Linked DNA regions of Homo sapiens: region 2 is linked to region 1. A link is a contact called in ENCODE Hi-C or POLR2A ChIA-PET data. All regions are on one chromosome and are shown on one strand. The core of a region is the stretch at or near the end of the contact, and the rest is flanking DNA. Distances in the headings are between cores, read along the strand shown.

The links. Hi-C counts contacts between places; a loop is a spot of excess contacts on that map. ChIA-PET counts read pairs that join two places held with the same protein, here RNA polymerase II (POLR2A). Pooled maps may share reads with other maps.
Region 2: a pooled map shows a loop between it and region 1 (2.7-fold over the local background). The contact joins the enhancer-like site here to the promoter of SMYD4 in region 1. A Hi-C loop is called at or near these places in 1 of 37 single-sample maps with no recorded cell type and 3 of 50 pooled maps. POLR2A ChIA-PET finds 5 or more read pairs at or near these places in 3 of 52 experiments (B cell and activated naive CD4-positive, alpha-beta T cell).

The regions. Positions count from the first base shown.
Region 1 is chr17:1,828,587-1,835,435 of GRCh38, reverse strand. SMYD4 (SET and MYND domain containing 4) reads left to right here and starts at 5,534. Exons shown (of 11, transcript NM_052928.3): 1 at 5,534-5,710. RPA1 (replication protein A1) reads right to left here and starts at 5,431. Exons shown (of 17, transcript NM_002945.5): 1 at 5,310-5,431. The coding sequence starts at 5,342. RefSeq lists an enhancer at 4,035-4,535 and a silencer at 5,163-5,682.
Region 2 is chr17:1,361,798-1,368,965 of GRCh38, reverse strand. YWHAE (tyrosine 3-monooxygenase/tryptophan 5-monooxygenase activation protein epsilon) reads left to right here. Exons shown (of 6, transcript NM_006761.5): 2 at 3,908-4,107; 3 at 6,958-7,064. Among named protein-coding and RNA genes, the nearest start is that of YWHAE, 35 kb to the left of the region's middle. Within about 2 kb of position 5,810, at least 11 of the 41 ENCODE cell types and tissues checked have a DNase peak (open chromatin) inside an H3K27ac peak, as active enhancers do; they include B cell, where a contact is called at or near this core.

The DNA.
Region 1 (6,849 bases), core at 4,285-6,784:
CCTATAATCCCAAAGACTTGGGAGGCAAGGCAGGAGAACTGTTTGGAGACCAAGAGTTAGAGACCAGCTTAGGCAAGATGGCGAAACCCCATCTCTACACAAAATTAAAAAAAAAAAAAATTAGCTGGGCATGGTGGCATGCACCTGTACTCCCAGCTACTGGAGAGGTTGAGGTGGAAGGATCACTTGAGCCCAGGAGTTGGAGGTTGCAGTGAGCTATGATCATGCCACTGCACTCCAGCCTGAGAGACAAAGAACAAGACTCTGTCATTTAAAAAAAATTACGGCCAGGTGCAATGGCTCAAGTCTGTAATCCCAGGACTTGGGGAAGCCGAGGCGGCAGATCACTTGAGGCCAGGGGTTCAAGACCAGCCTGGACAACATGACGAAACCTCATCTCTACTAAAAATACAAAAATTAGCTGGGCGTGGTGGCGCACGTCTGTAATCGAGAGACAGAGGCAAAAGAATCACTTGAACCTGGGAGGTGAAGGTTGCAGTGAGCTGAGATTGTGCTTCTGCACCCCAGCCTGGGCAACAGAGTGAGACCCTTTAAAAAAAAAATCCCTAGTAAGTATATAAAGCAACAAATGTAATACTCAAGGGCACATGTGTTCAAATCTTCACCCCATGGACACATTATTCAACCTCTCTGTACTTCCTTCCTCTGTAAAATGGGAGTATAATAGCTATCTTCTAGGGTTACTTAAGTACTGACTACTAAAGCATCTGTCACATTAGAAATAGTCAAAAACATTAGTTCCCTTCCCCTTTCGTTATATAATTAAGATACAAATGCTATGTATTCTGTTGACCACAAGAGTTCTATGCATCATCTCTTATTTTATCATGTGACTCTTGCCCAAACGCCTTCACATGTGTGTGGTATTTGCGTACCCTTTGTGGCCTGTGTCTTTTGAACGAAAATGATACCTGCTTTAGCTGATAATGAAAGTCAGCAAAGGTTCTCCAACTCATTCCATCACCACAAACACATGTGAAACTTTCATTCTTCATTTATGAACAAAATACTTCACCTACGCTGGAAATAGGTTTATAAAATTTTGAATATAAAAACATGGCCAGGTGCAGTGGCTCACATCTATAATCACAGCACTTTGGGAAGCTGAGGCGAGAGGATCGCTTAAGCCCAGGAGTTTGAGACTAGCATGGGCAACAGAGTGAGACCCCATCTCTAAAAAATAAAAAAACTTATCAAATTATTTAAATATCTCCATGATCATTCTTTATTTTTTTTTGAGACAGTCTCACTCTGTCGCCCAGTCTGGAATGCACTGGTGCAATCTCGGCTCACTGCAACCTCTGCCTCACGGGTTCAAGCAATTATCCTGCCTCAGGCTCTCAAGCAGCAGGGATTACAGGCACACGCCAACACACCCAGCTAATTTTGTATTTTTAGTAGACCAGGGTTTCCCCATGTTGGCCAGGCTGATCTCGAACTCCTGACCTCAAGTGATCCACCTGCCTTGGCCTCCTAAAGTGCTTAGATTACAGGCATGAGCCACTGCGCCTGGCCCATGATCAGTCTTTTTAAAAGTGAAGAACCATTCTTTTCTTTTTTTCTTTTGAGATGGAGTTTTGCTCTTGTTGCTGGAGTGCAATGGTGCGATCTTGGCTTACCGGAACCTCTATCTCCCGGGTTCAAGAGATTCTCCTGCCTCAGCCTCCCAAGTAGCTGGGATTCCAGGCATGCGCCCCCACACCTGGCTAATTTTGTATTTCTAATAGAGACAGAGTTTCTCCATGTTGGCCAAGCTGGTCTCAAACTCCCAATCTCAGGTGATCTGCCTGCCTTGGCTTCCCAAAATGCTGGGATTACAGGCGTGAGCCACTGCGCCTGGCCTAGAAACATTCTTAATTTGTCTTAAAGACACAAGGTAGCAGCTATAAAGTAAATGAAAGCTACAATTTAAAATCACTTCCCCGGTTTCAGCATTCACACATTCCTAATTTATTTAAATATTCACTTGAGTCCAACAATAGTTCTTCCTGTTCCTGTTTTTCCCCCAAGCTGCCTTTCTTCCCCATTCACCTGTCCCTTTCTTCCCACTGCCTCATTCATTCATGCAACTAGCAAGCATTTATTCAGCACCTAAAACTTGCCAGCACTTCTCCAGGTATTGGGGATACAATGCAGAGTAAAATAACCCAGACATGATTGCAGGCCTCATGGAATTTACACAAAGTATTAGGCCAGGCACAGTGGCTCAAGCCTGTGATCCCAGCATACTGGGAGGCCAAGGTGGGTGGATCTCGAGGCCAGGAGTTCAAGACCAGCCTGGCCTACATGGCGAAACCCTGTCTCTACTAAAAATACAAAAATTAGCAGGGTGTGGTGGTGGGCACCTGTAATCCCAGCTTCTAGGGAGGCTAAGACAGGAGAATCGCTTGAACCCGGGAGGCAGAGGTTGCAGTGAGCCGAGAATGTGCCACTGCACTCCAGCATGGGCAACAGAGCAAGACTCTGTCTCAAAACAAACAAACAAACAAACACAATAATTTTAAAATTTTAAAAAGAAACTGATAAATCAACAAACATAAAACTGCAATTATTAATAGGTAACATAAACACTGAGCATTTACTATGTATCAGTGTGCTAAGCACTTTAAATTTAATAACTCACTCCATCCTCCTACTTACCTTATGCAATAGATATCATTGCTCTCATTTTACAGAAAAGAAACAGTTTAGTATCTTGCCTCAAGTCATGCATCTAATAAGTGAATGGGGTCGTGCGCGGTGGCTCACGCCTGTAATCCCAGCACTCTGGGAGGCCGAAGCAGGTGGATTGCTTGAGGTCAGGAGTTCGAGACCAGCCTGGCCAACATGGTGAAACCCCATCTCTACTAAAAATACAAAAATTAGCCGGGCATCATGGCAGTCTCCTGTATTCTCAGCTACCTGGGAGGCTGAGGGAGGAGAATTGCTTGAACCCAGGAGGCGGAGGTTGCAGTGAGTCAAGATCGTGCCACTGCACTCCAGCCTGGGCAACAGAGCAAGACTCCATCTCAAAAAGAAAAAAAATAAATAATTCAATAAGTGAATGAACAGGAATTGGGGTCTCAAAGGGATTTAGCCTAGTAAGGGAAGTCACAAATGAGCTGAGATACGAAGATAGTGTTTGCCAGTGTGGGGAAGAGTGAAGAACCACCCAGGCAGTGGGCAGAGGGAAAAAAATGTTCAGGGCCGGGTGCGGTGGCTCACTTCTGTAATCCCAGCACTTTGGGAGGCCGAGGAGGGTGGATCACCTAAGGTTGGGAGTTCAAGACCAGCCTGGGCAACATGGTGAAACCCCCGTGTCTACTAAAAATACAAAAAATTACGCAGGTGTGGTGGTACATGCCTGTAATCCCAGCTACTCTGGAGGCAGAGGCACGAGAACTGCCTGAACCCAGAAGGCAGAGGTTGCAGTGAGCCGAGATTGCGCCACCGCACTCCAGCCTGGGGCGGTAGTGGGGGGGTATGGGGAGAAAGAGTGAGACTCTGCCTCAAAAAAAAAAAAAAAAAAAAAAAAAAGGCCGGGCACAGTGGCTCACGCCTGTAACCCCAACACTTTGGGAGGCCGAGGCGGGCGAATCACAAGGTCAGGAGATCGAGACCATCCTGGCTAACACGGTGAAACCCCGTCTCTACTAAAAAATACAAAAAATTAGCCGGGCGTGGTGGCGGGTACCTGTAGTCCCAGCTATTCGGGAGGCTGAGACAGGAGAATGGCGTGAACCCAGGAGGCAGAGCTTGCAGTGAGCCGAGATCGCGCCACTGCCCTCCAGCCTGGGCAACAGAGCAAGATTCCAGCTCAAAAAAAAAAAAAAAAGTTCAAAGGCCCCATGGAAGAAGGTAGGAGTATGGAATATACCAGAAATCTAAATTTAAAAAAAAATGTGGGGGTGACTGGAGAGGTAGGCTGAGAGTATGCTGTGGATGGGAATGGTGGCAGGAACGTATGCTGAGTGGAAGTCAGCAGCTCAGGCAAAAAAAAAGACGGTGCCAGTATGGATGGAGAGAAGCCAGTGGGCTTGATAGATCTACGCAGAGGCAAAATACACTTCACTTCGTGAGGGACTGGATGCCCAGGTAATGGACAATATAGGAGGAATGATTTCTCAATTTCTGGTTAGCACTGAACTGAATAGATAATGGTGCCATCCGTGGAGATAGGGATCAAGAGGCCCAGACTTAGAAAGATAAAGAATTTGCTTTGGGATACGTATACTGAACTTAAAACCCTCTGAAGCATGGAATAAGCAGACAGATGACGGAAGTTTGTCTTTTAGAGTAAAGGTGGCTCTGTACAAAGAAATTTGTGAGCAACTGACATATATTAATAGATGGCAATGGAATTGCCTTGGGGCCAGGCGCGGTGGTTCATGCCTGTAATTCCAGCATTTTGGGAGGCCGAGGCGGGCGGATAACTTGAGGTCTGGTGTTCGAGATCAGCCTGGCCAACATGATGAAACCCAGTCTCTAATAAAAACACAAAAAGTAGCCGAGTGTGGTGGCGCACACATGTAGTCCCAGCTACTCGGGAGGCTGAGACAGGAGACTCACTTGCACCCGGGAGACGGAGGTTGCAGTGAGCCGAGATCGCGCCTCTGCACTCCAGCCTGGGCGACAGTGAGTGTCGCCCAGGCTGGAGAAAAAAAAAGAAATTGCCTCGGGAGTCAAGAGGGCCTAGAGGGAGCCTTGATTCAACAAAAATTTACAAAGAGGGACTTACAAATAAGACGGGGATAGACCTGCCAAGCTGAGCCACTAAAAACCAAGGAAGAGGGTGTGACCTGAAGCAAGCAGGGCTTAAACGCAAACGCTGCTGAGAACTCAGGTAAGCTGAAAACGGAAAAGGGCTGGATTTAGCAACTTGGAGGCCACTGGTACCTTCAGCCAGGGTTTTCTACAGCGATCAAAGGGATGACTGGAGTGGGTTAAAGAGTTGATGAAAGGCGAGGAAAGGAAGTGGCTGAAACCAGACAAGAAGTTTGGCTGTGGGTGGGGAAAGGAGAAGAGACAGAAAGTGTCCGCAGGTGGAAGATGCAGAGAAAGGCAAGCGTTTATTTAGTTTGTTCTTACGTAGGAAAAATGTGAGCATGTTTTAAAGACGATCGAAAGAATGCTTTGAGGAGGGGGCGATGACACTAGAGGGACGCCCGGCGGGTCCCCACCGCCCCCCGCCATCTCCTCCCCTCGCGTTCATCCCCCGTCGCCCCGGGCTCCCCTCCCCCTCTCTACTCCGCGAGGCTCGGGGCCGCAGCCACCCCGGACCGCCGGCCCAGCCCCCGGCACCTCCTCACCGCAATGGCCCCCTCGCTCAGTTGGCCGACCATGGCTCCACCGCCAAGACTTCCCCGCGGACCCCGCAACAGCTCCAGCTTCCCCACCCGGGTCCCGCGCGCTGCGCAGTTATTGGCCCGAGAAGTTGCGCGCACCGCTCCCGCCCCCGACGTGCGCGCGGCTCAGGGGCGGGCCCGGGCGCTACGCAGCCGCCGCATTGGCCGAGGCGCGGCCCACGTGACCCACCCATGGTCCCAAGCGAGGCCTGGCGCGGGACGCCGGACGCGGTGCGGGGCGGAGCGGGGCGCCAAGGGGCGCGCCAGGAGCTGCGCGGGCGCTGGGAGGGAGACCAGGGCGCAGTTCCGGGCGCGTCTGAGCGGTTCTCGAGGCGTTCTCGCCTCGGTCTCTGGCGAGTGCACGGGTTGGTATCCCAGAGGAGGTTAAAGCTGTTCCTTGAGACCTCCGCTGCTAAATAGAGTCGCAGTAGTGACCCGATTCGTCCAGCAACGCGGGGCTGACTTCCCGCCTCCAAGCCCTGAGCTTGGCACCGTGGCGGTGGGGGGTGGGGGTGGGGGGTCTCCGAAAGGGAATCAGACCCGGCCCCCGTCCTTAGAGAAGAGGACAGTGTGTGGGGGCACTTTATGCCGTCAGTAACCCCACCTCCAGGTAGACGTGGTACAGGCCCCAAGGGTGTTGGAATCACAGCTGGGAAATCAGGGACGCCGTCCCGGAGGAGGTGCCATTTGAGCCGAGTCGAAGAACGTGTGGGAATTTTCCAGGTGGACTCCATAAGCCAGGGTAGGGTTGGTCCGGAAAGCATGAGTAGCCTATGCCAAAACATTGGAGAGTTGAAATAGCCTGGCAAGCCGGGGATAGCAATGAGTTGTTCAGTATGCAAGGGTGCATGCAGAGGAGTAAGTGACACCTGAGAATTAGAAAGTCAGACAAGGGTCAAGTAAGGATGGTTTTGTCCTGGGCTTCCTGGTATGCTTGGAGTAGCGTTGATGAATTTAAGGGCAGAGCACTGACTTCTGTCTCAGTGTTGGAGGCTGGATTGAAAGTGGGGAGTGGTGCCAATGGCATGGACATTAATTATAACACTCTAGGAAGAATGCCAGACGAGATGGTGAGGACTTAATCAGAACGCTGAACTATGTAAGAGAGGGAAATACCTTGTTAAATGAATAGTTGCTGGGGTGGGTGAGAAAGAAAAATCTGGGATGTGTCTCAGAGAAACTAGAGAGGGATCAGGCCGGGCGCGGTGGCTCACGCCTGTAATCCCAGCGCTTTGGGAGGCCAAGGCTGGCGGATCATCTGAGGTCAGGAGTTCGAGACCAGCCTGGCCAACATGGTGAAACCCCGTCTCTACTAAAAATACAAAAATTAGCCGGGCGTAGTTGCGCGCATCTGTAATCCCAGCTACTCGGAGGCTGAGGCAGGAGAATTGCTTGAACCTGGGAGGCGGAGGGTGCAGTGAGCCGAGATGGTGCCACTGCACTCCAGCCTGGGTGACAGAGCAAGACTCTGCCTCACAAAAAAAAAAAAAAGAGGATCTAAGAG
Region 2 (7,168 bases), core at 4,561-7,060, 470 kb after region 1:
GAACAAAATTAAATCATAAGGAATGATATTCGAGATATGTAACTTAAATTTTTGGTAGTATTTGATGTCTGCATAGTTTTTCTGTATGTAATATTGTAAAGCCTTAAAAGAATTAATGGCACTGTTTTTGTGTAGCTGGGTTACTTAAGATTTACTTTGCGATCAGTTTAGAAAGTTTAATTACAGGCTTACCTCTGAGTTATGTTTGACTTGCTGATTTTTGAGAATTAAACTAGTATGGAGGTACGATTACCTATTCCACTGCTTCTAAATTTAGACTGTTTCGTGACTGGTTTAGAAAACAAAATTGGGCATGTTTTAGATGAATGCTTTCAGACTCCTACAAATGAATTAATGAGTGGTCTTATTACCATATTGTAATACTTTTTTTTTTTTTTTTTTGAGACAGAGTCTCACTCTGTCGCCTAGGCTGGAGTGCAATGGCGCGATCTCAGCTCAGTGCAACCCCTGTCTCCGGGGTTCAAGCGATTCCCCTGCCTCAGCCTCCCGAGTAGCTGGCACTATAGATGCCTGCCACCATGCCTGGCTAATTTTTGTATTTTTCTTTTTCTTTTTTTTTCCTTTTTTTGAGATGGAGTTTCGCTCTTGTTGCCCAGACTGGAGTACAGTGGCGCGATCTCCACTCAGTGCAACCTCCGCCTCCCGAGTTCAAGCAATTCTCTCGCCTCAGCCTCGAGTAGCTGGGATTACAGGCATGTGCCACCACGTCTGGCAAATTTTTTTGTATTTTTAGTTTCTCCATGCTGGTCAGGCTGGTCTCGATCTCCCGACCTCAGGTGATCTGCCTGCCTCGGCCTCCCAAAGTGTTGGGATTACAGGCGTGAGTCACCGTGCCTGGCCTAATTTTTATATTTTTAGTAGAGACGGGGTGTCACCATGTTGGCCAGGCTGGTCTTGAACTCCTGACCTCAGGTGATCCACCTGCCTCAGCCTCCCAAAGTGCTAAGATGACAGGTGTGAGCCACAGCACCCAACATGTCATCCTTCTTTAATGGTTCAGAATTGCATTTAAAAAATCAGCTTGAGGTGTACAGTTAAACGTGCCACTTTTACATGTACAATTCTGTGACCTGTCCTTTGCACAAAAGCCCCTCAGTTCACCTCTGTACCTTGATAACCATTTGCTTTCTGTCTTTTTAGTTTGTGTTTTTTGCAATTTGATATAAATGGAATGATAAAATCCTTTTAATCTGACTCTTTTCACTTAATATGATGTTTTTCAGATTCTTCCATATTGTTGCTTGTATCAGTTAATTATTTTTCTCCCCTCCCGTCTCCTCTTCTCTTTCTGGACACAGAGTCTCTCGCTTTGTCATCCAAGCTGGAGTACAGCGTTAGGATTATACAAAGTAATTGTGGTTTTTGCTGGCAAAATGCGCAATTACTTTTGTACCAACCTAATAGCTCACTGCAGGCCTGAATTCCTGGGGTCAAGCAGTTCTCTTGCCTTAATCTCCTGAGTAGTTGAGACCGCAGGCACACACCACCACACCCAGCTAATTTTTGTAGAGGCAGAGTCTCACCATGTTGCCCAGGTTGGTCTCAAACTACTGGGCTCAAGTAATCCTCCTGTCTTGGCCTCCCCAAATGCTGGGATTACAGATGTGAGCCACTGTGCATGGACAGTTAATTCTTTATTTTTGAGTGGTATCCCATCTTACATATGTGAACATCAGTGTGCTTATACATTTCCCCTCTGGATGCACATTTGAGGGGTTTCCACTTTTTGGCTATTATGAATAGAGTTGCTGTGAGTGAGTGTGTAAAAGTCTTTGTAAAGATTATTTTTCTTCTGGATGATGCATAGAATTGGGATTGCTGAGTCATATGGTACATGTTTATTAAAACATTGCCGAATATTTTTCGAAGAGACTTTACAAAATATGGCTTAATTTTTTTTATATTCCCGAAAGGATTAATTTTTGAAACATATTTTCCTGGATACATTAGGCACACTCCCCTTAATTTAATAGTGTTTTGGTTTTTGTTTTGTGTTTTTTTTTGAAACGGAGTCTCACTCTGTCACCCAGGCTGGAATGCAGTGGTGCAATCTCAGCTCACTGCAACCTCTGCCTCCCAGGTTCAAGCAGTTCTCCTGCCTCAGCCTTCCTGGTAGCTGGGATTACAAGCGTGCACCACCATGCCCAGCTAATTTTTGTATTTTTAGTAGAGACGGGTTTCACCATGTTGGCCAGGCTGGTCTCGAACTCCTGACCTCAGGCGATCCACCCACCTTGGCCTCCCAAAGTGCTGAGATTACAGGTGTGATCCACCGTGCCCGTCCAATTTAGTAGTGTTTTATGAAGTCACCATCTCTTTCATACCTATTAGTTAAGGTATGCTTATGCTTAGGGTGTTAATGAAAGCTAAGGATGCTTATTTAAATGCAGATTCTTTCTTTTGGTTTTTTTTGAGATGGAGTCTGCTCTGTTGCCCCAGGTGGCATACAGTGGGGCGATCTCAGTTGCAATCTCTGCCTCCTGGGTTCAAGCAATTCTGCTGCCTCAGCTTCCCAAGTAGCTGTAATTACAGGCGCGCACCACCAAACGCAGCTAATTTTTGTATTTTTAGTAGAGACCGTTTCACCACGTTGGCCAGGCTGGCCTTGAATTCGTGACCTCAAATGATCTGCCCACCTTGGCCTCCCACAGTTCTGGGATTATATGCATGAGCCACTACATCCAGCCTATTTTTATTTTTATTTTTATTTTATTTATTCTATTTTTTTTTTTTTGAGGTGGAGTCTCTGTTGCTGGGCTGGAGTGCAGCGGCATGATCTTGGCTCACTGCAATCTCCACCTTCTGGGTTCAAGCGATTCTCCTGTCTCAGTCTCTAGAGTACCTGGGACTACAGGCGTGCATCACCACGCCCAGCTAATTTTTGTATTTTTAGTAGAGACAGTGTTTCACCATGTTGGCCAGGATAGTCTTTATCTCTTGACCTGGTGATGTGCCACCTCGGCCTGCCAAAGTGCTGGGATTTACAGGCATGAGCCACTGTGCCCAGCCTCTGTTTTTATTTTTTAGAGACAGGGTCTCGAACTCCTGAGCTCGAGTGATTCTCCTGCCTCAGCTCTCAAAGTGCTAGGGGTATGAGCCACTTACTCCTGGCCCTAAAATGCAGATTCTTGAGTCTCATCACCAAAGATTGAAACGTGGGTAATGTTGGAGAGCCACATGGTAATATGGCATCAAAAATAAGTTTTTATTAATGTATTTATTCAGTTACTATTTCTTGTGCTGTTTGTGGCGCTTTGCATTCACACGCCGTTGTGTTTCCCTATGCTTGCGGTAGATGCCAAGGCTTTTCTGGGCCCCTTTCTTTGCTCGCCACCTAGTGGTAACAAGTAGGAATCATCAGAAGTTTTACCAATGAAGGAGCTTCATACGAGGAAGGATAGAAAACATCCAAAGTCTGTTGGTGGCCAACCATATACTCCGTATATTTTTGCTGTATGAACAAATTCCCCTTCCTTTTGTATTTTTGGAAATACTATTTATTTGTGAGACAATACATTTTAGAACCTGTAAATTCTTAATCTTTCTCTTAAACTGACAGCTCATTTTTTTTTGCTGGAAAATAGTTAGGTGTGCCTAATTACCTTATTTAATGAGAGGTGCTTTCAGACCACACTAAATTATATTAGATAGTATATGAAGTCTTTCTCACTCCACCTAACTACCTTCTGGAGTCTTTGTATTGGCTCTTAGTTTGGTTTCCTTTACATGTTTTTGGCTTTTTACTCATATTAGTTTTGATGATTATGAAATTATTTTTGTTAAAATGTTTTTTTCGCAGTAGCTTGACAGAAAAAAACTACTTTGAAAGGAATATGTTAAGAAAACTTCAAATTTGTAAGGTCTGACTTTTCCTTTTCCCATACAGAAATGGTGGAGTCAATGAAGAAAGTAGCAGGGATGGATGTGGAGCTGACAGTTGAAGAAAGAAACCTCCTATCTGTTGCATATAAGAATGTGATTGGAGCTAGAAGAGCCTCCTGGAGAATAATCAGCAGCATTGAACAGAAAGAAGAAAACAAGGGAGGAGAAGACAAGCTAAAAATGATTCGGGAATATCGGCAAATGGTGAGATTGTTGTGCCATCATCCCCCCTTATCCACAGTTTGAGTTACCTGTAGGACGGTACACTTAAGATTTTGAGAGAAAAGGAGACTACATTCATATAACTTGTATTACAGTATGTTATAATGTTTCTGATATTGATCTTTGTGCCTGGTTTATAAGTTAAACTTACCCGTGGCTATGCATGAGGACAAAACATAGTCTGTATCAGGTTTGGTATTTTCCATGGTTTCATCACATCCACTGGCAGGTCTCAATGGATCCCTCTTGGATAAGGGGGAACTATTGTATTTTCAAGCAAAATGATGACTGTTTTTTAAAAAAATATGGTGGGTTGGCCAGGCGCGGTGGCTCAGGCCTGTAATCCCAGCACTTTGGGAGGCTGAGGTGGGCGGATCACGAGGTCAGGAGATCGAGACCATCCTGGCTAACATGGTGAAACCCCGTCTCTACTAAAAATACAAAACATTAGCTGGGCGTGGTGGCGGGAGCCTGTGGTCCCAGCTACTCGGGAGGCTGAGGCAGGAGAATGGTGTGAATCCGGGAGGCGGAGCTTGCGGTGAGCCGAGATCGCACTGCTGCACTCCAGCCTGGGTGACAGAGCGCGAGACTCCATCTAAAAAAAAAAAAAAGCACCCAAAAACCAATATATTGGGTTAATTTGTCTGATTCCTCTTTTTTTTTCCCTGAGGATTATTTAATGAAGTTATTTTACTTACTGTGGGTGTATATACATATATAAAATGTTTCTTATTGTAGGTCTTGTTAAAAAAAAGTTGGACAGCCATCACTGTAATGCAGCAGTTTTCAATTAGAGGTGCTTTTGTACTTCAGAGAACGTTTAACAATGTCTAGAAATACTTTTGATTGTCACAACTTCTGGAGGGTGTTCCTAGCATCTAGTGGGGTGGGGACTGGGGTGCTGCTAACCATTCTACTGGGCACAGCACGGGCCCCACAACAAACTGTCGGGAGTGCTGCTGTTGAGTAACCGATTCTAGTAGAAGAGACAGGCACGTAAATACAGGAAAGAACAGGGAAGAGAATTACAGGGCAGGTGGAAAGTGAGGTTGGTTGGGGGAGGGAAGGGTGGGGGAACCACAGTTACTGACTCGCCAGCTGTACTGGGCACTGTCCTGAGTAGAGAAATATTTTTGTTACATGTATTTGTGCAAGGTAGTACATGAAATCTTTAAAATGGCACTGGAAGGGGGAGGTATTATCCCAACTATGAATGCACAAACCAGGGTTTTGGGTGTTTGACATACCTGAGGTCACATAGAAAGTTGTGAGCTGGGGCCTTCCGTGGTGGCTCATGCCTGTAATCCCAGCACTTTGGGAGGCCAAGGCGGGCAGGTACCTGAGGTGAGGAGTTCGAGAGCAGCCTGACCGACATGGTGAAACCCCGTCTCCACTAAAAATACAAAAATTAGCCAGGCATGGTGGCGGGCACCTGTAATCCCAGCTACTCGGGAGGCTGAGACAGGAGAATCGCTTGAACCCAGGAGGTGGAGGTTGCAATGAGCCAACGTCGAGCCACTGCACTCCATCCAGCCTTGGCAACAAGAGGGAAACTCTGAATCAAAGAAAGAAAAAGTAAAAAATAAAGAGTCCAGATGTCCTGATGAGTCCCTAAATAGAAATAATAAGAGAAGAGGAACTGAAAAAGGAAGCCACGGGCCAAGAGTGGAGTGTTGCAATTCAGACTTCTAGTATGGAGCAGCATGGTCATGGGTGTGGACAAGTGAAAGTCTAGGAGTAGAGAGCAAAGAACTCTGTTGAATGGAACATGGCTGCACCATACCTTGGTGTGATCTCAGGTATTGGGTGGGTTTGCTGTAGATACTCAGTGAATCTGGGAGAAGGGTGTAGAGATCTATTGATGACAAAAACTGAGAAATAGAATGTAGATCATCAGCTTGTGAGGAGGAAGAGTTTGGAGTAATAGAGCAGTCATTGAGTATGCAAGGAGCTAGGAGAACTTAGAAGTCTTCCTTCTCCTAGACCAGTCTCTATTGGAAAAGCTGTCAGGGATGTCGTTTATTCAGAAAGTAGTTTTGCTTGGGATAAGGATGTGATTATAGAAGAAAAAGAGAGAATTTTCTGCAGTGAAACGGAGGTTCCAGGGGCACGGAGAGGACCCTCATGAAAGGTTCAGCAGTAGTGCTGCATGAGTTAATAGCAAACAGGAAGCAAGCTGAGGATGTGCGTTGAGAGGTGGTGTGCGTGTTCAGCATGATCAGTGGATAGAGATGGGTGGCAGTAGCTACTTTGGTAGATAGGTTTTCGGTGTTTTAATAGTTACGGATCTCTGCCACTAAAGGAATTGCCTGGTGAATGTTGTTAAGGATGTGAGTGCTGAAGGCAAACTGCCTGGGTTTAAATTTTGATTCTGTCCCTTGCAGCCTGCCTGGGTTCAAATCCTAGCTCTGCTTATTAAATTCTTATTTAATTGTTGATCTTAGAGCAATGTCTTTACGTTGCTACCTTGTGAAAGAAGGTAATTCATGTAATTGACCAGCATTTACCAAGAAGCATCAGTGTTCAGTTTTAGTCATTGGTAATTCTGTAGCTGTACTGTGGTACTGTGAAGGGGGTGTGGGGGCTGGCGTGTGTGCGTGCCTGCATGTGTGTGTGTAACAATAGGCAGCATGCAGAAGGGAAAAGATACTTTTTATAACCTAGAGGCAGCTTTTCTCTGCTTTTGTGTCAAGAAGGAAGAAGGGAGTTTGGAGAGGGATACAAATTCTTTTTAATACTAAGCTCTCTACCTCAAAACCAGAGATAGAATATGTAATAATTTGTAGAATTTCTAGACTTAATCTGATTTAAAAAAAATTTTTTTTTTTTTAGGTTGAGACTGAGCTAAAGTTAATCTGTTGTGACATTCTGGATGTACTGGACAAACACCTCATTCCAGCAGCTAACACTGGCGAGTCCAAGGTTTTCTATTATAAAATGTAGGTTCTATACTAGAAGGGAAAATGTAAGATTGAAAGTTGGTCCTTTTAGAACCATAACTTTGTTCTATGTAGGTTTTCAACTTTTATTTAAGAATAATTGT